Linked DNA regions of Homo sapiens: regions 1, 2 and 4 are each linked to region 3. Evidence: read pairs that join two places in POLR2A ChIA-PET (ENCODE). Cell type or tissue: MCF 10A. All regions are shown on one strand. Links, peaks and the distances in the headings refer to the core of each region. The heading gives the core; the rest is flanking DNA.

The links. Peaks named below come from ENCODE experiments on the same cell type or tissue, not always from the same donor. Only the 100,000 strongest peaks of a DNase experiment are listed, where the experiment ranks them.
Region 1: POLR2A ChIA-PET joins it to region 3 with 23 read pairs; 2 of 35 experiments call an interaction of 5 or more read pairs at or near these places.
Region 2: POLR2A ChIA-PET joins it to region 3 with 14 read pairs; 3 of 35 experiments call an interaction of 5 or more read pairs at or near these places.
Region 4: POLR2A ChIA-PET joins it to region 3 with 15 read pairs; 2 of 35 experiments call an interaction of 5 or more read pairs at or near these places.

The regions. Positions count from the first base shown.
Region 1 is chr20:47,787,096-47,792,545 of GRCh38, reverse strand. It overlaps LOC124904921 (a long non-coding RNA gene), which reads left to right. Exons shown (of 3, transcript XR_007067619.1): 3 at 5,130-5,206. It overlaps LOC107985401 (a long non-coding RNA gene), which reads right to left and starts at 411. Exons shown (of 2, transcript XR_001754648.3): 1 at 94-411. In MCF 10A, for the core only: no CTCF peak of the experiment used is centred there; DNase peaks (open chromatin) are centred at 1,245 and 2,155.
Region 2 is chr20:47,793,441-47,801,517 of GRCh38, reverse strand. It overlaps LOC124904921 (a long non-coding RNA gene), which reads left to right and starts at 4,269. Exons shown (of 3, transcript XR_007067619.1): 1 at 4,269-4,360; 2 at 4,478-4,574. It overlaps LOC107985401 (a long non-coding RNA gene), which reads right to left. Exons shown (of 2, transcript XR_001754648.3): 2 at 1,647-3,061. RefSeq lists an enhancer at 672-1,291. In MCF 10A, for the core only: no CTCF peak of the experiment used is centred there; DNase peaks (open chromatin) are centred at 6,037 and 7,107.
Region 3 is chr20:47,923,297-47,931,373 of GRCh38, reverse strand. No RefSeq gene overlaps it. Among named protein-coding and RNA genes, the nearest start is that of LINC01523, 56 kb to the left of the region's middle. In MCF 10A, for the core only: no CTCF peak of the experiment used is centred there; DNase peaks (open chromatin) are centred at 1,833, 3,253 and 3,653.
Region 4 is chr20:47,806,201-47,814,277 of GRCh38, reverse strand. No RefSeq gene overlaps it. Among named protein-coding and RNA genes, the nearest start is that of SULF2, 25 kb to the right of the region's middle. RefSeq lists enhancers at 4,092-4,672, 4,673-5,254. In MCF 10A, for the core only: no CTCF peak of the experiment used is centred there; DNase peaks (open chromatin) are centred at 3,747 and 4,437.

The DNA of each region.
Region 1 (5,450 bases), core at 588-4,587, 140 kb after region 3:
ACTCCAGCCCGGGCAACAGAGCAAGACCTTGCCAAAAAGAAAAAAAAAGTACAGGCCAGTAATAAGGTAAAATTCACAACAGAGTCTACCTACCAGAGTGGAGTGGGAGGGAATCCGCAGAGTCAGACCTTTGCCAGCGGATTCACTCTCATTTAGCAGAGGGAAGTCTCTGTTTGTCCTCTTCTCTCCAGGTTCCCTGCCTCGGCTCCTGTGTGAGCTTCCAAGGGCTGGTCTCAGGGGTGAGAATCAAAATGTCTAACCACAGGCCCTGACTCATCAGCCCAGATGCCTGCTGTAAACAACCAGAGCTTTTTCCAGGCAAATGTTGACCTAGCTGGTCTCACACAGGGCAGCATCAGCACTTCCAAGAAGTTCTCCCAGGGGCATTGTGCTTGGAGACAGTTTCTGTGTGAGCCTGTGAACAGCCAGTGGTGCTTAAAATCATGGGCCTCTGGCCAGCCTATTCAACATTAATCGTAAGTGCTTATGAAAGGTTGGCGTTAGATGCCAGATTCTGTTCTACGCTCTTGGTATATAAGCTCATTAATAACTCGCAACAGTCCTAGAAGGTGGAGAGATGATTGTCATTGTCCCTATTTGGCAGGTGAGTTTAAGGAACACAGGCCCACAGTAACACACAGTTGGTGCGTGGTAGCACTGGGATTGAAGCTGTGTGGATTTATCTCTAAAAACTAGGGTCCAGTCCCTCCATTTTACCACCTCTTCTGTTTGAAAACATCACATATGGGATATTCATTCCTTCATTTAACAAATATCTGTCGAGTGTCTACTCCATGCAAGACAGTGTTCTGGGCACTGCAGCTACAACAGTGAACAAATGGCCACGGCCCCTGCTCTCCTGCAGGTAGTGTGGGTGGGGAGTGGGGAGGGGGACATAGACCGCAGTCACAGACAGAAAATAAAACCAGAATTTCAGATAGTGGTATGTCATAGGAAGACGCTAAAATGGGGAGGGAGGATAGAGTGATTGGGAAGCATTTTTAGGTGAAACAGACAGGGACAAACTCTCCCAAGGGGTGACATTATGCTGAAACCCAAGTAATGAGAAAGAGTTTTTGGAGCACAATCTGGGGAGAGAGATGCCAGGGAGAGGCCACAGAAAGTGCAAAGGCCCTGAGGCAGGAAAAGGCTTGAGGAACAAAGTGAAAGATACCTTTGTGTCTCTGTGAGCAAGGGAGTGATTACGGAATTACTGTTCCTTTCCTTTGGTGTGATAATAATAGGGAGGTCACCTGGGAAAACAACTGATTCTTAGGAGATGCCTGCCCAAGTCCTGAGGGGTAATGTGTCATCATGTCTGCAACCACCTCTCAAATGTTTCTGCAACTTATAAAGCACACATGGCAAAATATTAGCAACTGTTGATTCTAGGTGGAGAGTATAAGTGTGTCCACTGTACTATTCTTTCAACTTTTCCATGTGAAATTGTCATAATAAAAATGGAAGCAAGACAGCAGCGAAAGATGTTGGAGTGCCAGGCAGGAGCAGGATCGCGTCTCCATCTAAGAGGAGGAGATTTTAGGCTGAAGAGTGGCGTGATCTGGTTTCCTTTGGCATCATTGCCTCAACTGCCCTGGATTTCAAAGTCTGGCTTTGCAGACCATGAAGGAGTATCTCTCTCAGGAGCACAAGACAGCATGTTTCCAATTCTGATTTAGTGAACACTCATTGTGTACCTTCCAGCCAGGCGTTGTGTGTGCGTTTTACCTTTATCAATCTCACTTAATCCACATGACAGCCAGCAATGTCCTCGATATTATCCTCATTCTTAAGATGAAACTGAGGCCCGGGAAGATCAGCCAAGGAGGGGCCAGACAGTGGAGGCAGAGCCTAGGTTCGTTAGAAACCTCAGCCCTGGGGGGGCCCTAAGTCATCATTCCACTTTTACTAAATCACCATCAACATTCATCATAATTGATTAATTAATTATGATCAAAGCTTAAAGGTGATTTTTCTGAAATACGATTGCAAAACTAGATGCACTGTTCCAGAGAGAGCCCTAAAGTGAATTGCACTAATGGTCAAATGGATCCTGCTTTTCCCCCTGAGAAAACTATCATCCAACAGAGTTCCAAGCACTCTCCCTTGTCCACAGAGATCTGCAGCTGTGCTGCCTGGGGCCACATTACTCATTTTAATATTCAATTGCACATTTGCTGATGCTGTCTGTGTGCCTGGATTTCATCACATCACAAAATATGTGGAACCCACATCTTTAATCTTTCTTGCCTGCTTATCCAAAGGAAAACCACTAGTGTGGTAAGCAACTAGACAAATTGTCCTGTTATCTGCGTTCTTAGAACAGTATCTTAACTGGAGGCAGCCCTACTGTCTTTCACTGGTAAGAATTCAGAATAAACATCATCATTCTTTGAAATCACTCATAAGCAGCCCCCAGGAGACTGCAATTATACCCGTTTATAATTCTCCTCCCTCCCAAACTAACCCTTGATTCATAAATGTGCACTTTTCGGCGTCAGGCGTTAGAATAAATTAGACTATACAATTATGTATAATTAAAGGGGAAAATGGGTACCGTGCTGCAAAGATTAGCCGTGTTTTGCTGAAGTAAAGCATGTCTGTGTCAGCGTGCTGGCCCAGGGAGGCAGCATGAAATACAATTAATGTTCTTCTTACTTAATGGGGGTTTATGGTACTGTTTTTCATTATCACAGTATCTCAAGAAATATAAACAGTTTTTCTCTAACGCAATTGCATTTCTACTGACAACACAGCTTGGGTCTAAATGAAAATTCAGCAGAATTAACCACAGGTTTATATTGTTATGGATGATCCTGGAATCTGTATTTTAAAAGCCATGCAAAACTGTGTGCACTCAGGAGCCGAGAAGTTTGATCTCAACCTCCTGAGAGTGGTTCTGCAGCCTCTTCTGCTCTTGTAGAAGCAACTTACAGCCAAACTTGTGTGCATTATTAAAGCCACCTGTGCCCCAGTACTACGGCTAGCATTCCCAAGCCTCCCGTCTGCAGCCATGTTCCTTCTTCTAACGTTTCTCCTTTACACGCCAATTTGTTTGAGACATGTTAAAAGCTTGACTTTTACAACCCTCATAAAATCCCATCGACTCCAACCCAAATCCAGCCAGAAGTGCTCGGACAATCAGATTGAGTTTCAACCACTTGATGGAGATAAAGAAACACATAGCAAGAATGATTTTTTTTATTGTTATATATGAGTCAAGGGAATAAAACAGCAACTCCGGCCTTGCAAGGGAGATAGAACCGGATGGCTGTTCTGCACAAAAGGGCTGCCAAAGAATCTGCAGAGGGAAGAAACGAGGCATGGAGGCGTCAAGAGAAAGGTCCCCCTGAGGTTAAATCAACAATGCTGGGGAGAATGGGGCGGCATGAGGAGCTTGAAAAGCTTGATTGTCCAGCTAGGATGGTCAGGATCATACCAAGAGATGTCATGGGGGATGAGGGATGTGGGAGGAGAAAAGCTGTCTCCGTGTGGGTGGAGGCGGCAGGGGCTGGAGTATCAGGAGGCCGTGGGGGTGCCCAGGATTCTGCTGAGCCCCACCGAGGCCCGGCTGAGTGACTTCCCAGGCTGGGGGACATGTGAGCCCTCGGGGCCCCTCATGTATCCCAGGCAGACACTGAGCTCCAAGCTCCGTAACGGGGCCTGCGGTCCCCACCGGCCTGGAAGGACCTGGAAAACAGGCTGAGGCCTTGAACCCAGAGGACCAGGGAGTTTGCTGGGAATTATGGGGAAGAAACACGGCCAGAGGAGCTTTGCAGACCCTCTGACCTCATGGGTGTCTGAGCCAGTAAGTCCAGACTAAAACGCATGACCCATAGCACCTGCCTACAATGAACACACACATACATGCTCGGACACACAGGTACACATGCATGCACACACAAGATCTGTCCCCGTCTACTTAAGGAAGGATAAGGGGCCAACATAGACGTTACCATGTTTGGTAATGTCCAGCAACAATGGAAACAACATATCCAAAAAGATAAGCAAATGCCACGTGTCCGCCAGGCCCACAGCCCCAGAAGAAGGGATTGTAAGCATCCCCTCTCTGACTGGGGTTACCTGACGAGCAGAGAAGGATGGAGTGAAACATTGTGGGCAGGATCCTTATGGGTATGGGAGAGCCATGTTCAGGAACTCGAGGACCTAAGGGCACAGTGTGGTAATGCAGTGGGGTTTTTTTTAGACTTTTTTTGCCGTGGAAATTTCCCCACCCCTGAAATATTCTCCAGAACCCAACATAAAAAGTAGGAGGGAGGCAGATCCCATTCCTGGGCCTCCCTCCACCACCCCAGGCCCCAGAAGCACCACCAAGGGGCCCTGAGGATTCAGTAAGAAAATTGCTTCTGCAGTGGGGTACATGTCCCCAAACCAGGGACAGCATCAAAAGGGTTGAAATCCCACTGGCCAAGTTTTTGACTATAGGCAAGACCCTTTATCTCTCTGAGCATCAGTTTGCTTGAAAGATTGTCAGGAGGATTACATGAAATGACCCGGTGGAAACAGCCATTGACCGCAGAACCTGCCAGAGTTGCACTGTCCAGCATGGGACCCCTGAGCCACATGTGGCTGGTCCCAATTGAGATGTGCTGTAAGTTTAGAATGTACACCAGATTACAAAACTTAGTAAGAAAAAATAATGTAAAAATATCTCATTAATTTTATATTGATTACATGTTGAAGAGATCGATTTTGGATATACTAGGTTAAGTAAACTATATTATTAATATTAAAATTAATTTCACCTGCTTTTTTCAGACAGGGTCTGACTGTCACCCAGGCTGGAGTACAGTGGAACAATCATGGCTCACTGCAGCCTTCACCTCCCAGGCTCAAAGTGATCCTCCCACATGAGCCTCCCGAGTAGCTGGGACCACAGGCACATGCCACTATGCCCAGCCTAATTTTTGTATTTCTTGTAAAGATGGAGTTTCACCATGTTGCCCATGCTGGTCTGGAACTCCTGAACTCAAGTGATCCGCCCACCTCGGCCTTCCATACTGCTGGGATTACAGGCGTGAGCCACTGTGCCCGGCCCTCACCTGTTTCTTTTTACTTTCTAATGCCACTACTAGAAAATTCTAAATGATATATATGTCCTTCTGCAGAGATGAGGCGGAAGGAGAGGGGTCTCCATTATTTTTCGGTCTATGATGGTGAAGCCTGACATTCTGTCCCAGGGCAAAGAAGGTGGGAGCTGTTCAGCCTTATCAGTGATGCCAAAGGTAGGGCCAGCACCTGACTTGGAAAAGCAAGTGCAAGGTTTTTCTGATTTATTTAGGCTCTAACTTGATTGGCGTGGCTAACAGAGGTTATGGGGAGGAGCCTAGAGCTCCAAACCCAGTCAGGAGATCCGATTTGAATTTCAGATTTAAAAATGAATGATTTTTTAGTACTAACTTCCTCCCCGTGGATGTCTATATTTATTT
Region 2 (8,077 bases), core at 3,928-7,927, 130 kb after region 3:
GACACCGTTTCTCCTTGGAGGTCGCCTTGCTCTCTCTGCTCCCATATCCCACTGTCTGCCTCCTCCAGACACTCTGTCTCCCACACATGCGCACACTCTCACGCCCAACATACACACTCTCACACACACATACATACATTCTTACACACAGGCTCACACACTCATACAGTCTCACACATACACACACAGACTCATACACACACACACATACACACAGGCTCATGCTCACATATACAGGCTCACACACATACACAGGTTCACATACACCTACACTTACACACATTCACGCACACATACACGCACACAGGCCCCAACACACCTACACTCACACATACATTCACACACACATGCATACATACACACAGGCTCATACACTCACATACACACATACACACATTCACACATGTACAGACTCACATACACCCTCACTCTCACGCACACAGTCACATACACATTCATAGGCGCACATATACACACACTGTCACCCTCTCACACGCACACGTGTCCCCTGAGACACGTGCTACCCACCGCGTCCTCCCTGAAGCTCCCCCCCCTCCCTGCTGCCCAGATGCCCAGCTTGGGGGCTGCCTGCACTGCCAGGACTCAGCTGACGCCCTGGCCCGGGGAAGCTACTGGGACTCGCCCCTCTGCTGAGACAAAACGGGCTGCACAGGCTCCTCATGGTCTCCCTGCCCCACCCACTCCTGGCTTTGTGCCCTTCCCAGCAGCCATAACCAACCCCAGCCGTCTGCTCAGGCCTCTGGTGCCTCCCCAAACCCAACCCAGAGACGCTGGCAGTGCTGTCACCCTGTCACCAGGCACTCAAGGCAGTGTACAACTGCCCCCAGGCAGGCTGGACTCTGGTCTCAGTCAGAACCCGGAGAAAAGGCCACAGACTCCACGGGGCAATGGAAAGAAACGGATGGACCAGTGCTAAAAGGCTAAAAGGCGACCAGCTCCCACAGTGCGGCCTGAGCCGTGGAAGGACAAGGGCCACAGTCACACCCATAATCCTCCTTCTCTCTGCTGGAACACCTGGTTGGCCGGAGTCACCCGAGGGGCTTCGGGAGTGCCGTGGAGGAGGAAGCTGCGGTCCACTCTGCTCTTGCACTGGCTCAGCACAGACCATGGGCTCTTCTGAGACAGCACCAGGCCAGGCTCAGAGAGGGCCAGGACTCTGTTCCCACAAAGCACCGGGGCTGGTGGGGGACCCACCTGTCAACAGTCAATAGCAGAGCACCAGCATGAAATAATCCTGGAGTGGGGGTGGCCCCAGCAGGAAGCCCTCAGCTCCCACTGGGAGTGTGTTGCAGGGGGTGGTCGGGGACTCAGGTGGGGTGGGGGGGGTGGTGTTGGAGTCAGGCCTCCGAGCATGAGCAGGACATTGAAAAGAAAGGAGGGAAGAGGGGTGGGGTGGGAACAAAGCCAGAGCCAAGAACGTACTTAGTGGGAGCGAGAAGGCGGCTTTGGTGGATAGAGTGGACAGGGAGAAGTGAGAACCAGGTTAGAGAGGGGCTGGAACCCAGAGGGCAGAGGCCTGAGATGCCCATGGCAGAGCGTGCACTATGTCCCCTTGATTTAGGCATTGCCTGCCACCTGTCTCATGGAGGGCAGCCTGGGATGGCATTGAACACTTTAAAGATCAATTTATTTTTTAACTATATAAATTTATTTCAACAGCAAACTTTATATGCTTAAGTTTATTGGAAAACATTAAGTAGAAACCAAAGCAACATCATCAATTGCAGGTAGGTACATACGACGGCCTACCAAAGACACTAGGCCCAAGGCTGGCTCTTTCTTGGTTCCAGATGGAGATGAACAGTGTTGGAAAGGTGTTAAGATTATTAGCACCAAACTGGGACTCTTCTCCTTGAGACAATGGACTGGCTTTCTAACCATGTGTCTCCATGTTATGGCAAGAAGATCTGAGTCACCCAGTGTCACCTGTCATCATCCCCAGGGGAGCAGATGCTGTTCGTGCCCTCCACATAGCCCTGGAACCCTCCAGCAGGCTCAGAGCCACTTCTAACTGCCAATATCTTCTTCTTTTTGCCTGCAGGCTTTTGTCCATGACCTCAGCAGTCCACTCTACCCACACCTGTGGCAGGTGGGAGGTGCCAGGGGATTAACACTCACCTCCAACAACCCCCAAGTAATAACTCATAGGAGTTGGTGTATAAATACCGCCTGTCCCTCGCTCCTGGGATTCCTCTATTGTGTGTGATTTCTCCATGGGACTGAACTCCAGCTGTCCTCTGCACCAGCTGGCTGAATACTACGCCCTGAATTGGCCTCCTCCCTTTCCTGTTGCGCTTCCTAAAGCCCTGCCAGAGCTTCCTGAGGTCACCTCTCAAATAAACTACTTGCTCTCAAATTCTTGTCTCGGAATCTGCACCTGGGACAACCCAAACTAAGGCATCAACCATCAGTGACATCTGTCCCACCCACCCTCAAGGTCAGACCCCAAACCTGAGAGACTCAGTCCAAAGAGACCCAGAAGACAGCTTGGCCCTTATAACTAGATGAGAAATCAACCCAGAAGAAGCCTGCATGGCAATTTATAATGGGAGGGGTTGGATTTTTCTGTGAAATATTTTCATATGGCATTGATTGCTGACAGTGAAACTAGAATGAAATCAATCAGATCTGCAGTTGGAAAAGCTCACTCTGGCTCCTGTCGTGAAACGTGGATGTGGGCGGTGCCCTGGTCTGCACAGGGAGCTGGGTCGGGTACCACTGCAGTTGTCAGAGGTGACTGGAGGGGTGGCCGCCCTTGGCAGGTATTTAGGAAGGACAATCACAAGGAATTTGAAATGGATTAAGCCAGGGAAGGAGATTGAGGAGGAGGTGATTTCTGACTTATAATGGATAGAAGTGGCAGTCACTCCAAAGGCAAACACAGCAGGAGGAGCAGGTTTGGGAAGGAAGGTCAGGAGTTCAGACCCAGGCACACTGGCTTGAGTTGCCTTCAAAACATCCAGGTGGAGATGTCAAGATGTCTGTTGGATAAATGAGACCGGAACTCAGAGGAGAGGCAAGAACAACAGTGACCATCGCCCTGCAGACATAAATGAGGGAAAGGGTGTGGATTTTAAGAGTCGTGTATGTATGTTTCTTTTTTCTTTTTTTATTTTTATTTACTTGTTTATCTTTTGAGACAGGGTCTCACTCTGTCGCCCAGGCTGGAGCACAGTGGCACAATCATGGCTCACTGCAGCCTTGACCTCCTGGGCTCAAGCGATCCTCCCAGCTCAGCCTCCCAAGTGGCTGGAACTACAGGCACGTGCACCCATACCCAGTTAACCTATGGTTTTGTTTTGCTTTTGGCAGAGACAGGGTTTTGCCATGTTGCCCATGCTCAAACTCCTGAGCTCAAGTGATCCACCGGCCTTGGCCTCCTCCCAAAGTGCTGGGATTACAGGTGTGAGCCACCAGGCCCAGCCATGTTTCTTAAAAAAAAAAAAAAGTTTAATTTTAAAGAAGTTTATTATTTCATTTCTATGGACATGGAAAAAAATGTTGAGTTATGATACAATATACAAACATAAAATTTACCATCTTAAACATTCATTTATAGACACTTGAGTTGCTTTCACCTTTTGGCTATTGTGAATAACGCTGCTATGAGCATGGGAGACAAATCTCTCTTCAAGTCCCTGTTTTTCAGTTCTTCGGGGTACATACCTAGAAGCGGGATGGCTGGATCATATGGTGATTCTATGTTCAATTTTTTGAGGAACTGCCATATTGTTTTCCACAGTGGCTGCACCCAAAGGTTTTACGTTCCCACCAACAGTGTACAAGAGTTCTAATTTCCCCATAGCCTCACCAACACTTGTGATTTTCTGGTTTTTGACAGTAGCCATCGTAAAGGGTGTAAGTTGGTCTGGCCAAGGTTTTTGAACTACAGATGTCACAAAGATACAGAGCAAGAAAAGGACTTATGCAACATCATAATAAGCCAGGGAGATGTTCTGGTCATACCTACATCATTATCAACCTCATGAACTTGGATCAGTTGGGGGTGCTCTTGGCTACAAGTAGCAATGTTATGAAAGCATTTGCTGTCTTGTTAATAAGAACTCCCTGGGCTGGTCTTTTCTGCTCAGTCAGGCTCAGCCGATTGGTGACAGTGACATTGCCCTTCCTGGCCATACGTTGACTCTTCAATGCCATGCATATGTGCGCTCAGGACCACACATAGAGCAGCAGGAAGGGGGCATGAGGCAGGCCCCCTCCTTCCAAGATTCTGGCCTTTTTAACAGGAAGAAAGTGACTTCCCCAAAACCCAGCAAATACTTCCTGACATCTCATTGGCAAGAAGCAGTCAAGTGCCCACGCATATGACTGGCGCAGGGTAAGCGGTGCTAGTTAAAGCAGGGATGGCTGGGCCCCACCCACAGAGTTTCCGATTCAGTGGGACTGGGATGGGGCCCAAGATTTGGCATTTCTAACAAGTTCCCCGGTGATGCAGATGCTGCCAGTCCAGGGACAACACTTCGAGGACCACTGGCTTCAGTGATCTTGAGCTGGGTACGTGACCACCCAAACCAATCAAAGGGAAAAAGGAGGTAGGTGGTGGAAAATACAAGACTTTCTGTCACAAACTCTGTGGAGCTCACTTGTATCTTTTTTGCTCACTAGACTCTAGGCCCCCTGGGAGCAAGGGGTCACGAAAGTCACCTTTTTGGGCCTTGGGGTCTTGATACAGTTACTGTGACTTGGTGGCAACTTTAAACAGATTTTTCAAATGAGTGGATAAATGAACATGTCACCAAAGATGTCCAAGGCTGCTGCACCCTCAAGTCACCTTGATCAAAACACCCTCCTGGAACCCATGCAGGCAGCCTCCAAAACACAAAGCAGGCTGGGCACAGTGGCTCATACCTGTAATCCCAGCACTTTGGGAGGCCGAGGTGGGCAAATCACGAGGTCAGGAGTTTGAGACCAGCCTGGCCAACGGGGTGAAACCCCATCTCTACTAAAAATACAAAAAATTAGCTGGGCGTGGTGGCAGGCGCCTGTAATCCCAGCTACTCAGGAGGCTGAGGCAGGAGAATCACTTGAACCCAGGAGGCGGAGGTTGCAGTCAGCCGAGATCGCACCACTGCACTCCAGCCCGGGCGACAAAGCAAGACTCAAAAAAAAAAAAAAAAAAAAAAAAAAACAACAACAACAAAAAAAAAAAAAACACAAAACACAAAGCAGCCCCTTCTCTACCAGGACAGCAGCTCCCCTACAAAGCAGCTCAGGTGTCTTCCCTGTCAGCCTGTCCTCCCGGGGAGGCTGGCTCCCTGCTCTGCAGTGACACTGCAGGGTCAGAACTCAGCCTGTGGATAACCCAAGAACAATGCCTGTTTGGGGGTCTTCACCGCTGACACAGAGAGCCTGTGGCCATCCATCCCAAATAGTGTCTGTTAGTTGCCCACTGGGATGTGGTCCCTTGTTGAAGTCAAAGAAACAAGCCCTTAATTCACTAATCGCCTAAACAGACACCACCGGCTGAGAACTCCAATAGCCAGGCGTGTGATGCCTTATGACCCTGAGTGAATGCAGCTGCAAACAGCCAGTACCTGTTACATATTCCTTAGCCACAGGGGAAACTTCTGGAAGGTTGCTAGCATGGAATATGATTAATGAAGAAGAAAATGCCTTATCCTTCTGTTCTACATTCACACTCACATGTGATCCACGCAGTGGTCCTGAAAGGATCCAAGGCTGGGGGAGATCTGGGAGTCCGTTTACCGACAAGGATCTGCTACTCAGAGCTGACGTCCCATATATGTGCAGTGAATATTCAATCAGCAGTAGCTGTGATACTCATAAATCACTCGCTCTGAGGTGAAGGGGAACCGACTAGGATAAGCCAGGCTCACCCCAGAGGCCTCTGCTGCAAGCCTGGTTGGCAGCCCAGCCCTTGTGGGTACCAGGACCTGCCAGAGCCACAGACGACCGGATATAAGCACAAATTGATGAGTCACCCAAGAGCCATCGCAGGGTGAGGACAGACCTGGGTGCCAAGTGGGCAGCGATTCCATCAAGTCCTGGCAGAGGACCAGGCTGTGACGGACAGAAGACACTGCTCAGGTCAGACTCACGTGGCAAGGCAAGGTCTTGCTGGAAGGCAGGCAAGGAAATGCTCCAGCAGGAGCCCAGCAGAGACCGGCCCTGGGTGCTGATCAGGACCAAGCTGGCCCCAGCCTCTGTCCAGGGTTGTACAGGGCTCAGGGAGCTGCGCCAAGGTGGAACAAGAGTAGAGGCCGGGGGCGGTGGCTCACGCCTGTAACCCCAGTACTTTGGGAGGCCGAGGTGGGCAGATCACTTGAGGTCAGGAGTTTGAGACCAGCCTGGCCAACATGGCGAAACCCCATCTCTACTAAAAATACAAAAATTAGCTGGGCGTGGTGGCGTGTGCCTGTAATCCCAGCTACTTGGGAGGCTGAGGCAGAATTGCTTGAACCAGGAAGTCGGAGGTTGCAGGGAGCCGAGATCACACCCCTGCACTCCACCCTGGGCGACAGAGCAAGACTCCATCTCAAAAATAAATAAATAAATAAAAGAGTCAAAGCCCTGGGTCCTCTTCTCCCCTGTGTTAGCCTTACTATGTGTTCTTGGGGGTGGTGCTTCACTCCTCTGGAACAGTGAGCCTCACATACCTGACTCTGGGCCATGCAGGGGCCAGGCTGGGCCTCCTCACACCCACTGACTCCCTGCTAGCAACCCCAGTTCCCATCTCCCATCCCCCCACCCTAACTTCCAGGGCAGATAGGATGTATGCACTGGGGAGTGGACACAGTGCTCTCTCCAGCCAGGTGGAAATGGGACCAGCACCTCCCTCGTCACCCCCTCCCCAGACACTGTCCACAGCCCAGATGGGCTTTCATGCACCTCGGCAGCCGGCCTCCCACCCTCTCCCCACCACCGCAACCAAAACTGCTTCTGTGGATGCCTACTGGCATGTTTTGAAGTTACCTACACATTTATTTCAGGGTCAACTAGTCCTGAGCACCTCTGGGGAAACCTTATACCACTCTCCTTTTCCCCCAGGACTCCCCAGGGAGCGGGAGTTCTCAGCCCTGGCGCAGGCTGGAGCCACCTAGGCAGCTTTGAAAACCACCCATGCCCGTAAGGGATGGAACTGGGATGCTGAAAATGTTCCAAAACCAGATGACAGTAATGGTTGCACAACTTGGGACATTTAAAAATCATTCAATGGTACACTTAAGATGGGTGAATTTTATGGTATGCAAATTATACCTCAATAAACTTGTTTTTAAAAAAAAAAATACCCAGGCCTGGATCTATCACTGAACCATTAAATCAGAATCTCTGATTTGGGGCCTGGGCTGAGATTCCTGCTCTGGTGTCACCGTGGGGACATCTCTTTCCACTGTCACCATCACTCATTCACCCTGGGAGAAGAGGAGTGACCCCCCGCCCCCCCCGCCGCCCCAACTCATTGATGGGCATATCCATTTCCTAGAGCAGTTATAACAATAACCATGAACTGGGTGACTCAGAACAGCAGTAATTGACTCTCTCATAGTTCCGGAGGCCAGAAGTCCAAAATCAAGGTGCCAGCAGGGCCACACTCCTCCAAAGGCTCCAGGGAGGGTCTTTCCAGCTGCTGGTGGCTGCCAGAAGCATCACTCTGATCTCTGTCTCCTCCTTCACATGAACTTCTTCCCTGTATCTCTACGTCCCCACTCTCTCTGTCTCTTTTTTTTTTTTTTTTTTTTTTGTGAGAGAGTCCCGTTCTGTCACCCAAGCTGGAGTGCAATGGCGCAATCTTGGCTCACTGCAATCTCTGCCTCCTGGATTCAAGTGATTCTCCTGCCTCAGCCTCCCTAGTAGCTGGGATTACAGGTGCACACCACCAAGCCCAGCTACTTTTTATATTTTTAATAGAGGTGGGATTTCACCATGTTGGCCAGGCTGGTCTCAAACTCCTGACCTCAAGTGATCCACCCATCTTGGTCTCCCAAGTGTTGGGTTTACAGGCATGAGCGACCATGCCTGGCCCCCACTTTCTCTTCTTAGAAGGATACCAATCATTGGATTAGGGTCCACCCTA
Region 3 (8,077 bases), core at 1,533-5,532:
GCTGAACTCTTGTTCAACCTCAGGCCCCAAAATTATTCTTCTCACAGTCTACCCCATTTCAGCAAACGGAAATGTCACCATTCCAGTTACTCTGGCTACAACCCTGGGTGTCTTCTTAGCTCCTCCCTTTCTCTGGTTGCAGCACCAGCTGAAAATAAGCAGCCAGAAGAACTGCCCAGCGGAGCCCAGTTACCCCACAGAACCATGAAAGATAATGAAATGTTTGTTGTTTTGAACCACTAGTTTGTGGTTGTTTATTATGTGGCTCTAGATAACTGAGACATGGTGCTTTCATAGACAAATGTTTTACCTACATCCTTGATATGAACTACCAGCTAGGTCTTCAAATGTGCCTGCTTTTCTATGTCCCAAACTTCAGGGCTAGCCTACCATAAGAACAGTTTCTCTGCCACTCCTGGATAATACCTCTACGATTACTTAACATGTTTTTTTTTCAAATGGACTATAAAAGTTGGATCATTTGTATAATGTAGCCTGCTACTAAGAACTAGTAATACTAATGATGGCTGTGCATATTGACTGAGCACTTACCATGGGCCATCCATAGCTCTAAGGGCTTTCCATACGGTCGCTTGTCTAATCTTTACCACAGCCCTATGAGGAAGATATTATTATTGTCACCATTTTACAGATGATGACAATGAGGCACAAAGAGGTTATCCAAGGCCTCACAGCTAGAAAACCAGGGAGGTGAGACCTGACTCGCTATTGTCCAACTCCAGAGTCTAAATTCTCAACTACCTCTCTGAACAACAACAATAACCACTGGTATCTATCGACTTCTTGCTACATTTCAGACACTTTCCTAGCTCATTATTGATTTCTCCCCACAGCTCTTGGAGGTAGGTCTATTATTATATGCATATGCATATAATAATAGGTGAGGAAACTGAGGCACAGCAGGGCTGAGTCACGCAGCTGAAAAGTCCATGGCAGAGTCAGGATTCAAGCCCAGGCATTCAAGCTGCAGAGCTCACACCCATCACCAGTCCCCTGTGTTTCAGTGAAATAACATTCAAATACACCCATAACCATCAGATAGCAAGATTTTTCTTGCTGTCTAACTCATTTCATGAGCCACCACGGACAGGCAGATCACAATTTGGGAAGCATCTTCCCAGCCTCAGGTGCCTCCTACCTGGGGCCCCAGTCTACTCACCTGGGTGGCCTGCCAGATGCTGGTGGGGCTTTATTTCCATCTGGGGGCCCCTGCACACCCTCCATACCTAGCTGTCCCTGGATGCAGGGCCCTCACTGCTTGAGGCTGTGCCCACCCAGGACCACATCCAGCTTCCGGGGCTCCTGCCCCTTCTGGCCTGGCCCCTCTCTCCTACTCCCTCAGTCCAGGACTCTCGTGCTGACAGCCACCCTCTTAACTGGAGATGAGAACACCACTGGCATCCACATTCCACCTGGATTTGCATAATCAGGCACATTTACTGCCCTCACTCTGTGCCATAATTACTGACTTGCTTTGCATTCGACACTTTTCAACTCCATGCACGTCCCTTCTCCTTCCTGCATTTTTAAGGTGGTTATTACAGATACGGCAGACTTGGCTTTCCCAGACATGACTCTGGCTTTAAAAATGCAAAAAGATCAATGTCCTACTTTATGTAATTATGTCTGCCCCTAGAATCAAAGGAAGAGCAGATGGGGCACACTTTGGAGTCAGCAGACTTTATAACTAGGGGAAGAGTTGAGGCCTGTAGTATTTTCCACAGCATCATCTGCTCCCTAAAATCACACAAATCCCTCCTTGTCCCCTAGAGAGGGGTAGAATTTCCTGGTCCCTGTGAGTCAGACAGGACTCCTGGGCCAGGATTTTCATGACATCTGAGTCAGAGAAGTTTGCAAGGGGGAAGTAATCCAATTGGCTATGGAAAAAAAAAAAAAAGCAGTGTTCAAATTCTCTAGAGCAGGTTTTTTTCCCCCAAACTTTTGAAGAAGGATCCATTATAAGACACGAAGTTTTCATCAGAACATGAAATAAATGTACACACACACACACACACACACACACACACACACACACACACAGGATGTTAGGAAAGTTACAGACTAACAACAGATGGAAGAAACAAAGTATGGGCCTTCATTGAATCTTTATTTTAAAAAGTAGCTCAAGAAAAGTTTATGAGATAATCAGGAAAATTTGAACGTTGACTAGATATTTGATAATATTAAAAGAATTATTGCTTATTATTTGTAGGCAAGATACTGGTATTATATTTGTGTTTTAATATGGAGTCTTTCGCTTTTAGAGACACATACTAAAGTATTATGATAAAAATGATACAAGGTCTAGGCCTCAAAATAATCCAAAAGAAAATAAACTAGTATAAGGTGACATAGAGATGAAATGAGATTTACCACGCATGTTAAAGCTGGGTAATGGGTAAATAAATGGAAGTTTCTTACACTTTCTCCTATACTTCGTGTGTATTTGAAAATACTCATAATATACTTTATATTAATTAAATTAAAAGACCTGTGGGGGAAAAAAACTACTGGATCAAAACTCCTAAATAAATCAAAGGAATTTCCAATCAGATAGTGTTTGCAGTAATTATAGCAAGTAGTGTTTTAGAGTGTACTCTCTAAAACAAGACTATTTGGGTTTGAATCCTTTCTTTGACACTTACCAGCTGCATGGCTGTGGGCAAGTTACCTATCCTCTCCCTGCTCCCATTTCCTCCTCTGTAACTTGGAATAACAATAATAGTATCTACATGCTGGAGCTGTTAAGAGGATTCAACGTGTTAAGTGCTTAGAGGTGTATCTAGCACAACAATCATTATCCCAGTAGTAGTCATAGTGGTGGAAGCAATAGCGCCAACAGTACTACGCAGTATTCAGGAATCTTTTTTAATATTGAAGTCATCCAAAAAACATGCTGCAGCTCTCCCTGGCTTTGAAGGCATTAAAAAAAAAAACCTGTAGACAAAGTTAATTTAACAGAGGTTATTTGGACAAAGAACAATTCAAGAATCAGGCAGCACTCAGAACCTGAAGACATTCTGAGGGCTCAACTCAGCAAGGTGGAGAGCAAGTGTTTATAGACAGAAGATATAAATAAAGTAGAAAATTAACTTGATTGATTACACCTAGGCATTTGCCTTATTTGGACATGGTCTGACCTGTTGGCTACTTCTGATTGGCTGAAGCTCAGCAGTTTCTGATTGGCTGAAACTTGGCAGCTGGTGATTGGCTGAGATCTGGGTATCTGTTACAAAAAATCTACACTCCTAAATTAGGTTTCAGTTTGTTTATATACTAAGTTAGGTTGCAGAGCTTTATGGAAGAACTCAAAGTACAGAGAAAGCCTCAGGCTAATGACCTCCTACTTATTTAATTTAACAGAGTTAATAGGGTGTAAGTGGAAGTGAGGTGTGACAGCTTCTTGGAATGTTCCTTGAAAAGAAACCTGATGCTTTGAGCCTTTTTGACTTCATACCTTCTTTCATTCTGGTTGCTTGGGGGGCAACACGTCTGGGGCTGAGGCTAGAGCTGGAGCTGCCATCTTGGACCATGTACTGTTCCTGAGAATAGAAGCCACACCTGGCAGGGAAACCCGAATGAAGAAATCAGGTCCCTGGGTGCTTGGTCAACTAGTGCCCACATGCCAGCCTTGAGCTATCGCCCAGACTACCACGTGGGAGAAAAGTACATGCACGTCTGTTCAGATGTCTGTGACTGGGAGCACTATTACTCACAGCAGTAATCGGGATCAGATAATCCTACCTGGTACATTAAGTTGTAATTTGTTTATCATAAATCATAAGAGTTGTCATCACAGAGGAGAGAACACAAATTGATACAGCAAAATATTCCACATCTGGAAATGCAAAGGGTGTTGTTCATCCTCTTTTCAATATATGGAACTGAGAGGAGAGACAATGAAGTCATTCTGACTCATCCTGCCTCAGAGGTTTATTTATTCCTTTCTTTTCTATTTTTTTCAAATATCATGGTCTTAGGTGAAGCAAAAACGTGGAAAGAAGATTCATGAGTGTGAGCTGTAAAGCCATGTTTAAAAGGAATCTGACAGGTTGAGGTAGAAAATATCATGCTTTTTCCTAGACTGCATGCTTTGTCCTCGATCCTTGACTGACAGCTCCTGATCTGAGCTTCCAGGCCCTACTTGAGTGATCCCTCTTCTGAGATGTCTTCTCTCAGACCCTACGAGAGCAGTGGTCAGACGTCCATCACTGGACAAATGCTAATATATGCTGAACATCTGCAAACACATCCAGAGCACTTTGTAGTCTCTTGACCAGTATCCATTCTCTTTTCTTTCAACGTTATTAGCTTTTGTGGATGTTTACCTTCCCAATTTCCAGTTCACATGACCTGGTGTGGCCCGTCCCTTGGCCTCAAGAATGAAGCCCTCACCAATTGGTATATATCATTACTCTGATTACAGTGATTGGTCCAGGTATAGTCATGTGACCTAAGCTGGTCCAATCAGAATGAATCTTGAGACTAGGCCTTATGCTTCTTTTATGGCCAAGTAAGCCTCTGGGAGGCGAGTCCTCTCACATACAACAGCTATAAACTCTGGACAAAATTTTAAAAACAACGACCTGAAAGCACAGGACAATGAAGAAAGGCAGACAGATATGGGAGGGGAGTTGATGCTTGGACAGATTTTCACCTGAGAGGAGGTTTCAGTCTGCAAAAGAGGGACAACTAAAACTCCAACTAAAAATCAGTCATCTCACCCACTTGAAGAACCAGAGGACCAGGCTCTGGGAAACCATAGCCACTGGAATGGAGCAGGGAAATTACAAATGCAGAGAGACATCAGAGACAGGGAGCCCCAAATTTTATGTATAAACTTTTCAAATGTCTAGCTGGTCCCTAAACCACATATGTGTAGGCAGACTACAAGTAGCCCAGCTAGGGTTGCCACAGAATTGAACTGAAATTTGAGCTATTTCCCACTCCAGGAAACACAAACCTTTTCATTTTTTTTTCTTTTACCTTTAGTAACTGAACGCAAGATCTTTTCAATTTGAGTTCAGCCACTTTAGTCACTTGCTCAAAAAATCAACAGTCTTCACAGGAAAACAACGGAATCAAGAATTACTGTATTGGTCACAATATTCTGGATATAATGCAAAATTGCAGGAAAATATGACAAAGACTCAACATAAAAAAATAAGAATAGAGACTTATCTGAAGATAACTCATATGTTCAAATTAGCAAAGATTTTATAGTAGCTGTTATAGGTATGCTAAAGGACATAAAGGAAAATCCATTCATAAGGAATGAATAGATAGGAAATCAAAATTAGAGCAAAACTCAGAATTGCTATGTGAGCTATTGGAAAAGACTTTGACAAAATGTGAAGCTAATTCTCAGGCAATTCCTTTGAACCAAAGGAAGAGACTGAAACTTCCTAGGACCACAGAATAGAACTTGAGAAAGAAACAAATACAACAGAAAGAAAACCTCAGAATTAGAGAGAAACTCAGTGTTCACACGATTAAGTGCTTCAATCTAGCCATACCTGAAGCCAATATGTCCCCCGGGCTTTCCTGTGAATCACAGCATGATTCAAGCAATCCTTTTATTCAAGCAACCTTGAGCTGAGATTTTCGTCCCTTGAGTAGGAAGAGCCATACTGATTGTCTTATGTAGGGTTCTCTCAGAGGCAGGCATGAAGACAAATTTGAGTGAAAGTCATTTATTTGGGAGCCATAAAAGGAACAGTAGGGGAATAGGAAATTGAGATGTGAAAAAGAAAGGAAACCATCCAAGGTGACTTAATAGGCACGACGTTCTAGAATAGGCAGTTCAGGTTGAAGGCTGTGAAGAACATGGTGAATTATCCCACTCAAAGGGCAAAGAAACTGGGATTTTGAGCCACCAGCTCACTTCCATCACTGATTAGGGGCTGTCCCTGGGGCATTAACTCTCTGGCACCTCCAGCCTGCCCCACACACAGGCTGAGCACACTCCAACAACCAAAGAAAGTTCTTAGGCGGAGAGCCGCAGGTGCTCACAGTAGATGTCACTGGCATTTATTTATAGGAACAGTGAGTACCTAGGAGAGGCGGGCAGGGTACCAACAGCATCTGCCACACATTACACATGACCTTGGCTTTTGTGTGATTCTGAGGGTCTTCGAAAAAAGAATTAGCTTTACTTTCACATTCCCATCCCCAGTGCATAGAAAGGTGTCTGACAAGTACATAGTTGAGATGTAATAAATAGTTTTTCTCTCTGAATGGCAGGAGGACTATTTCCTATGGAGGTAGGGAAGACAAGATCTGCAGTGACTGATTATCTTCTTATTAAAGGCTAATGGAAGTTCAAAATTAAGCGGCAAGATGGCTGCCTTTAAATGATTTCCCACATGTTAAGAAAATGGAAGATTTCCTGCACTCTTGAGAACCAATGTTTTATTTCAGGAATGTTTTGGACTGTTACAAGTATCCCAGGGTATTGCTTTGCTTTACCTTCCACAGAATTAAAACGGAACATTTCTCTCCCGCCTATCGCAACTGGAATGACAAAGCAAAGGGTTGATATAGGATTTTGTAGGGTAGATTTTGGTCTCTCAGGAGAGTTGCCCGAAAGTGAAAGAAGTGGCTCCTGTACAGGTTTTGTGCCCTCCCAAAATTCTCCCAGTGCGTCAACATCTGGGCATTCAGACAAATGGGGGAGGGGGAGAGTTACCATTTAACCAAAGAAATACTTTCAACTCAACACATTCATTGAGTAGCTCTTAGAATTTCAATCCACAGAATTCTAGAATGGTGGATTTTATTTGGTCTAATCCTTAACATCCTCATTTTGTATGTCTCCAGAATTCCATTCACTCATTGAACAAATATTTTCTGAGCATGTACTATATGCCAGGTGCTGTGCTGCATACTGAAGACACAGCAGTGAACAAGACAGAGAAAAGTTTACAGCCATGGAAGCTGGGTTATGGAGAAGAAAGTGATAATAGTGAATAATTCTATGGCACTTACCACGTGCCATGCGATAGGTTATGTACCTTACAAGTGTTCTCTGGTGAAATCTTCCGGAATTATTCTCTAATCTGGTGTTCTTATTATCCCCAGTTTACAGGTGGGAAAAAAGTAGGCATAGAGACCTTAGGAAACTTGCCCAGGGTCACAAAGCCAGAAAGTGGTGAGGTCTGGATTCAACCCTGCTCTCTGACTTGATTCCAGGTGCTCAACCTCCATCCTCTGACTGCCCTGCAGGTTGTTTATTCCATAACTTTCATTAGCTGTCTACTGGGTGCCACACACTGTGCTAGGCACTGGGGTTGTAATGAGGAAAAACAAACATGACTGCTGCTCTCATTAAGTTTACATTCTAGTCCTAGACCACATGGGTCAATAAATTCATTCATTTATTCACTAAGTGAGTTATTACTAAATGACCAGTATGCAACTATCAGCTCTAGGGTTTCCAAAGTTAAGAAAGACATGCTCTCAGCTAAGGTGGAGCAATTTGGAGGTGTGTATAATGCTTACGTCACATGCCCAGCTGAGGGGGTGGAATCAAGATGTGTGCATTCAGCTGACCCCTTACCCCCAACTCCATGTAGGTGAGTAGTCCAGCCATCGGGCAATACTTCCATGGCCAGTAAGTGGTAGATTCTGGAGCTTAAATTCATGTGAAGAGGAGGCTTCCCTGTGCCATTCTCAGCCCAAATCATAGGCAAGACAGAGTGAAGTGAGGGCAGAGGCTTCCAGAAAGCAAGGGAAGCCAGTCTACAGAGAAGCTCCAAGAAGCTCCCAAGAAGAACAGAGATTTGATTCCCTCCAGCCCAAAGTTACCCATGGTTTGAATGGTTTTAATCCCTGTGGATCAATTGAGGAACTTTAAGAGGAAGCCATGTCCATACAGAACAATGCCAAATCCATTTGAAATTCTAACCAATTCAGCACAATGTGAACATGCGTACATACACACATTAAACACATTTAGAGTTCTAATCAAGGTGACCAAGATACCTTTGGAATCTGATAGGTGTAGTGAATACTGTTGACTGCCTACCCAAAATTTCAATGCCATACACACACACAC
Region 4 (8,077 bases), core at 2,397-6,396, 120 kb after region 3:
TCTCTTCTGATCATTTTTCCTAACTGTGGTAAATTACACACATAAATTAACCACCTTAACCATTTCTAAGTGTACAGCTCAGTGGCATTAACTACATTCACACCATTGTGCTACGATCACCACCATCCCTCAACAGAACTTTTCATCTGGCAAAACTGAAACTCTGTATCCGTTAAATACGACTCCATTCTCCTTCCCCTCAGCCCTTGGCGGTCACCATTCCACCTTGTCTTTATAATCTGACTACTCTAGGTACCTCCTATAAGTGGAATCATACCGTATTTGTCCTTTTGTGACTGGCTTATTTCGTTCAGCATAAAGTCCTCAAGCTTCATCCGTGTTGCAGCATGTGTCAGAATCTCCTTCCTTTCTAAGGCTGAGTAATATTCCATCGTAGGGATATACCACATTTTCTTTATCTATTCATCTGTCAATGGACACGTGGATTGCTTCCGTCTTTTGGACATTGTAAATAATACTGCTATGAGCCTGTGTGTACAGATACCTCTTCAAGTCCTTGCTTTCAATTTTTTGGGGTATATACCCAGAAAGGAATCGCTGGACCACATGGTAATTATATGTTTAATGTTCCGAGGAACAGCCATACTGTTTTCCATATGGGTATACAATTATACCCCCATGGTATACCCCTATAGTATACAATTATACCCCCATGGTAACCCCTATGGTATACAATTATACCCCCATGGTATACCCCTATGGTATAATTCCATAGGGTATAGCCATAGGGGTATACAATTGACATTTCCATCAATAGTGCACAAGGGTTCCAGTTTTTCCACACCGACACCAACACTTGTTAGTTTCTGTTTTCTTGATAGTAGACATCCTAATGAGCATGAGATGGTATCTCATTGTGGTTTGGGTTTGCATTTTTCTAATGATTAGTGGTGCTGAGCATCTTTTCTTGTGTTTATGGGCCATCTGTATATCTTCTTTGGAGAAATCTTTATTCAAGTCCTTTGCTCATTTTATAATAGGGTTATTTCTTTTTTTGTTGTTGAGTTGTAGGAGTTTGTTTTTAATATCCTGGATATTAGCCCCTTATATATATTTCAAACATTTTCTCCCATTTCATAGGTTACCTTTCACTCTGCTGTGTCTTTAGATGCAAAGTGTTTAATATTGCTGTAGTCCAATGTATCTATTTTTTCTTTTGCTGTCTACACTTTTAGTTTCACATTCAATAAATCGTTGCCAAATCCAATGTCATGAAGCTTCTCTCTTATGTTTTATTCTAGGAGTTTTACAGTTTTAGGTTTGTGTTTAGGTTTTTTATCCATTTTGAGTTAATTTTTATATATGATAAAAGGTTCTTTTGTATGTAGATATACAGTTTTTGCAACACCATTTGTTGAAGGGACTGTTCTTTCTCCATTGAGCGGTCTTAGCATCTTTGTCGAAGATCATCTGCCCTACATGTGAGGGTTTAATTCTGGGCTGTCTGTACTGTTCCCTTGGTCTACACACCTATCTTTATGTCAGTATGATACTGTTTTGATTACTGTAGCTTTGCAGTAAGTTTTGAAATCAGGAAGTGTGATGTCTCTAACCATTCTTCTTTTTCAAGATTGTTTTGGCTATTTGAGGTGCCTTGAGGTTCCATATGAATTTTAGTATAAATTTTTCTATTTCCACAAAAAAATTAGAATTTTGATAGGGGTTGCATTGAATCTATAGATCGCTTTGGAAGGTAAGGGCATTTTACCAGTATTAAGTCCTCTGATTCATGAGCATCATCTGGTGTCTGCATTTATTTGTGTCTGCTTTAATTTTTCAGCAATTTTTATAGTTTTTTATAGTTTTTGGTACAAATCTTCTGCCTCTTCAAATTTATTCCTGTCTTTTATTCTTTTTGATGCTATAGTAAATTGAATTGTTTTCTTAATTTTCTTTCTGAATTGTTCATATTCACTGATTTTTGCACATTGATTTTATATCCTGCAACTTGTCAAATCCACTTATTAGTTCTAACAGGGGGATTTGTAGAATCTTTAGGGTTTTCTGCATATAAGATCATGTCACTTGAGTACAGAGATAATTTTACTTCTTCCTTTCCAATTTGGATGCCTTTTATTTATTGTTCTTGCCTAATTGCTCTGACTAGGAGTTCCACTGCTATGTTGAACAGAAGTGCTTCTTCCACTAGTTTTCGCTCAGTAGATTCCTTCTCTGCATTCGAGTCTCAACTCAAATATGATCTCCTAACAGACAGCAATCCCGGACGCTCCCTAGTCCCCAGTCCCTTGCTATCACATCAACACACTTTATTTTCCACCATTTAGTATGATCTGAAATTACACTGTGTATTTGTTTAATTGTTCATTTCCTGTTTTGCTTCCTGCACGGGGGTTCCATGGGTACAGGGACCTGTCCTTCTTGCATGCCCCATGCCTAGGATGGGGTCTGGCACAAAGACATTCCTTGATAAATGTTTGTTGAATGAATTGGTCAAAGATGGGACTGAGGCACCAGCAGTTGTAGGCTCCCATGCCCCTGGCAATGCTTCCTTCTCTCAAGAGTTTTCTTCTCTGCCCGCCCACAAAACGTCTTCATCCAAATAGGTTGATTCCTTGCCATCCTCTACAATTGCTCTGAGCGACTGCAGTCGGTCATCTAAGTGGGGATGCATAGCAGTGGCCCAGGATTAGAGGTGCAGAGGACATGCCTTTCTTATCAGGGATAGTCCTAATAACAATATCTTATTTACAACTCACTTCACAGCCTGCATGTACTTAAGCATCTGCCATCCCTGAAAGAGAAAGATAAACACAATTGAGACATTTAGGCAGAAAATGAAGGGAAGATGAAAAGGTTTAAAAATGAGCAAGGGATGCATTTTCCAGCATTGAATGAGAGCATAGGTTTCTTCCTGGTTTCAAGATAAAAGAGAAAAACCTGAAGGAGAAAAACACTCAAAAAAGGTGATGCTTTATCCTGAAGATTAGCCCACAGCAGACTGTCAGGGAATCTATAGTAACGGAGACTCTAGGATAAATTTTTTTAAATTAAGAAGCAGAAGGAGAAAAGGCAGCAGCCCTGAGCCTCGACTTTGGAACGTCCTCCATCCGTCTGCGTCTGTCATCAGCTGGCAGAGTGGGTGCATGGCAGGGGGAGCCAGGGCCATTGTTCCTCCCCTCAGCCCTTTCTGCTCTCAGTTTAGGGATAACCAATGTTTGATGGCTTGTCTCTCAAGAGCGATTAGAAGCAAAGCTGCTCATTACAGGCTAAATCTCAAAGCGCTCCTACAGAAATCTCACTTCCTAAGCCCAAAGCCCTGATCCCGGGCTGCATTTTGACAAGGCTCATCTGTGACCCTGACCGGCACCAGCGGACGACGATGGGCTGACACACACAGCACTTACTGCGGGCCGGGGACTGCAGTTCTGAGCTCTCCGGGTGCATGAACTTGCTTAATCCTCACTGAGCTCAACGATGCTATTGGGATTCAGCTCACAGATGAACAGAGCCGGGCTGGGCAGAATCAATGCTCCCTGGGCCCATGGCTGCAGGACAGCGGAGCCACTTCCAGGACCCCTGGCCAGCACCAGGCCCACACCACTGACCACTGCCCACTGATGGTGCTCTTGACAGAAAAGGGGCCTCAGTGACAGCCCTGATACCAATATTGCTCCAGATGCCTCTTTCCAGGAAAAAGTCCTCTTCTGAGACAGTGAATCCAGTGAACCAGACTTTTCCAGGGCTCTCAGAATTTTGGCTGCATTCCCACAGTTAGAAGTGTTGGAACCAATTTGTTCTAAAGAGAGTGTGGAAATCTCTATGAAAGCCACCAGTCACCACCCTAACATGAAAGAGGGACATTCGAAAGGAGATTTCTAGGAGGGAATTAGCAGGAGGAGACACTTTGGCCCAAGACAAAGAGCAGGGCTTCGAGAAACCACCGGCAGAGGCTGGGCTACTCTCCAAGCAGGACAGCATCTCTCAGACTATTCTTCCCCCAAGAGTGCTGGGAACCTCCGAGGGCAGAGGGGATGCTGGACTGGACCCATCTGGGAAGGGGTCCGCTGAGTGGGGGTTCCCTAAGGCTTTACATGGGGCAGGAATTGAAGGTGAGGTTTGCAACAAGGGGTGCATTCCCAGCGCCCCAGTGTCTGAAAAGCATGCAGTATGGAGCCCCAGCGTGTTTCTGAATGCTCCTCTCCCACCGTCCCATGCACCTATTTTATGTCAGGTACCGTTGAAGCAGATCCTGAGAGGAGGACCTTCATGCAAGGACTGGATCTAGGATCTGCACCAGAGAAGACGAGAAAGGGGTAGGGAGAGGGGATCAGGAAGAGCAGGAAGCCGGGCCAGGGTGCGGCCTTAAGCCAAGCCCCTTAGGGAGGGAGGCAGGCTTCAGCCCACCCTGCAGGGGAATCCAGCCCAGGGTGTGAGTCACAGCCACTCCTTGTCCTGCCTCAGGGCAGGGAGCTGGGCTTCCGGACACCTGCACTCCAGACACAACCAGCTCTCTGTTGAGGCAAGGCAGATCCAGGAGCCCCAGGGCCATCCTCTTATGAGAGCCAGAGCTGTGGCCCATGGAGGGGAAGGAAGGTACAGCCACCAGGGCCAGGCGATGAACACAAAATGCAGAAGAGAATCCCAGGGCACAGAGGCTGGCACCCCCGCTGGCCGCTCCTTATTTCTCTGCTCACTGCCTGTGGGACCCTCAGCCTGTCGCGCGCCCTCCCTGAGCCTGTTTCCCCAGCTCCAGAGTGAGAATCGTCATAACTGCCCTGACCTCCAAGGGCTGCCATAAAACCAGGAGAAACTGTCCAGAAAACCCAGCACAGCTGGGACCAGCAGCGGGCTCATTAAGAAAGCTAAATATGCTAAAGTGGGTGGGGAATCCAAAAAAAAAAAAAACCCGTTTACACTCACAGCTTTATACAGTTAAAAGAAAACATGCAACTCTCCTATAATTGACGAATATTTTCATGCCAGGGCTAATGACTTTCTTCATAATGTGGGCCTGCTGTTGGATTCTCCCATTGTCTTTGTTCTTTATATAATTCTACAATGTTCAGTTTTGGCTTCTTTGAAGTGGAATGAGGGTATGAAAACACTTGCCACGCAATCCGGGTGCAGGATCCTTCCACACCAGCATTGTCCAGTAGAAATAGAATGTGAATCACAAACATAATTTAAAATGTTTCAGTAACCGCATTAGGAAAAAAAAACTAAAAAGAAACAGAATAAATTAATTTCAATGATATATTTTATTTAACCCAACATACCTAAAATATTATTTCAACATACAATAAATGTAAAAATGAAGGTCATTTACATTTTTCATTCTAAGTCTTCAAACTCTGGTGTGAGTTTTACCCTTCCAGTGCACCTCCATGTTTATCAGATATACTTGACTTCTATTTCGATTTTAGAAATTTGACAGCTGAAAAAGTAGATTCACATAAACAACTATCCCCAAACATATTTAAAAGCTTTCCAATAACTGAATCACATATCAGTTTTTAATCATTTAAATTAATTAAAATTGAACAAAATTAAAAATTCAACTTCTCAGTCACATCAGCCACATTTTTAAAAAATATTTTTTAAGTTAGAGATGGAGGCCGGGCGCGGTGGCTCAAGCCTGTAATCCCAGCACTTTGGGAGGCTGAGGCAGGCTGATCACCTGAGGTTGTGAATTCGAGAGCAGCCTGACCAACATGGAGAAACCCTGTCTCTACTAAAAAAAAAATAAAAATACAAAAAATTAGCTGGGTGTGGTGGCACATGCCTGTAATCCCAGCTACTTGGGAGGCTGAGGCAGGAGAATCACTTGAACCCGGAGGCGGAGGTTGTGGTGAGCCGCTATCATGCCATTGCTCTCCAGCCTGGGCAACAAGAGAGAAACTCAGTCTCAAAATAAATAAATAAATAAAATTAAATAAAATTAGAGATGGGGGTCCTGCTATGTTGACCAGGCTGGTCTCAAACTCTTGGCCTCAAGCTATTCTCTCATCTCGGCCTCCCAAAGTACTGAGATTGCAGGTGTGAGCCACCACGTCCAGTCACATCAGCCACATTTAATGTGCTCAGTAGTCACATGCAGCAATGACTATTTCTTTCAACCCTTTTTTTTTTTTTTGAGACAGAGTCTCTTTGTTGCCCAGGCTGGAGTGCAGTGGCACGATCTCGGCTCACTGCAACCTCTGCCTCCTAGGTTCATGCGATTCTCATGCCTCAGCCTCCTAAGTAGCTGGAGCTACAGGTGGGTGCCACCATATCTGGCTAATTTTTTTTGGATTATTAGTAGAGTTGGGGTTTCACCATGTTGGCAAGGCTGGTCTCAAACTCCTGACCTCTCAAGTGATCTGCTCCCCTCAGCCTCCCAAAGTGCTGAGATTACAGGCTCTCCCACCCAGGCTGGAGTATAGTGGCACATTCATAGCTCACTGCAGCCTCGAATCCCCAGGCTCAAGAAATCTTCCCATCTCAGCCTCCCAAGTAGTTGGGACTACGGTTGTGCATACCACACCCAGCTAATTTTTTTTTTTTTTTTAAGTAGAGACAGAATCTCCCTACATTGCCCAAGCTGGTCTTGAATTCCTGGGCTCAAGTGATCCTCTGGCCTCAGCCTCCCAAAGTTCTGGGATTACAGGCATGAGCCATGGTGCCCTGCCTGCAGCAATGACTATTATATTGGGCAATTACTGGGCAGTTCTCAATATTTTTCTGATCTCTTTTTCAGCTTTTTGCCCTTAAGAGATCTTTCCAGACAATTCAACTTGGTGTTCATAAAAACAGCAACTCCCTTTCTTTTTCCCCTCCTAATTATCCGTTTGCTATGTTTACTAAGTTTTGCAATTGCAATGCCAGGTATATCCAGAGTAAACAGGTTTGGAAACAAACCCCTGAATTTCAGCAGGCAGAGAACACGATGGGCATTTCAGAGAGTGGCAGATAGCCCCAAGCTGTGGGCTTGTCCCTCTACTTACAGAGGAACGGAGGGCTTGGAAGCATCAGGGGAGTGAGTTAAGGGAGTTGCACAGAGAAGATTCTACTCTGCATTGAAAGCTCTAATTTCAGTGAGTAGCACGCAAAAAGTAATTGTTGTCATCTCTGCTAGTCTAAAAGCACACCACTCCACCAAAGCCCTGCTCAGACGGCTGCCTAACCAATATCCTTCTTCACGTTCCTCCTCCTGACAGAAGCCTGACTTTGTCCTGGTGTCTACCTGTTCCCCATGCAGCCCCTTGGTTCAGGGGATGCTGACGTGGTCCTCAGCTTCAGGGTCATCCCAATTAGTCTACAGTTACTACATTCAGCAATCTCCTGGTGATTGTCAGTGGTCCCGGAAGGGACACATGGGCCAAGATGGCCAATTGTACTGAAGACAAGGAGTACATCCCACACTTGAAGGAGTGATTTCTCTCTCAATGCCAGGGGACCTGTGATAGGGACAGGAGGCAGAGAAACTCTGGGCAGAAGAGGGCGGTCCCCAGCAAGGGTCCTACCCTCAAACCTGGAACCATGGCCCGAAGTGAGAACACGGATTCCTGTTTTCTGACTTGAATGTTGCCTTTCCAAAACCACACATGACACGCCCCACCCCCCATCCTGTGCCATAAAAACCCCAGGCTTCTCCAGCAGAGAAGAGGAGAAGTAGCTGGACGTTGGAGAGAAGCAGCTTGACTTCAGAGGGACGGCTTGACAGTGTTGCTTCGAAGAGGATGAAGAGAATGTTCCCCAGCGGGGAAAGATTATCTTCCCGCTCTATCCCTTTTCCATCTCCCCTTTCATCGGCAATAAAATCCTCCATATTCACCACCGTCCAATTCGTTCATGCGACCTGATTTTTCCTGGATGCAAAATAAGAGCTCAGGTGCCACAGGTGTGGACACTAAAGGCTGTCACACTGACCGTCTGCTCTCGCTGGTGGAGAGAAACAACCTCATGCAAAAAGGCAGAGGGCCCACTGAGCTGTTTAACACTTAAGCCATCCGCGGACAGCAAAGCTAAAAGAGCACTGTGACGCCCGTCCTCTGGGGTTTCCGGGTTTGCAGGTACCCCCCTCCCTTAGACGCTGCTGTGGGGCCAGCACAGAGTT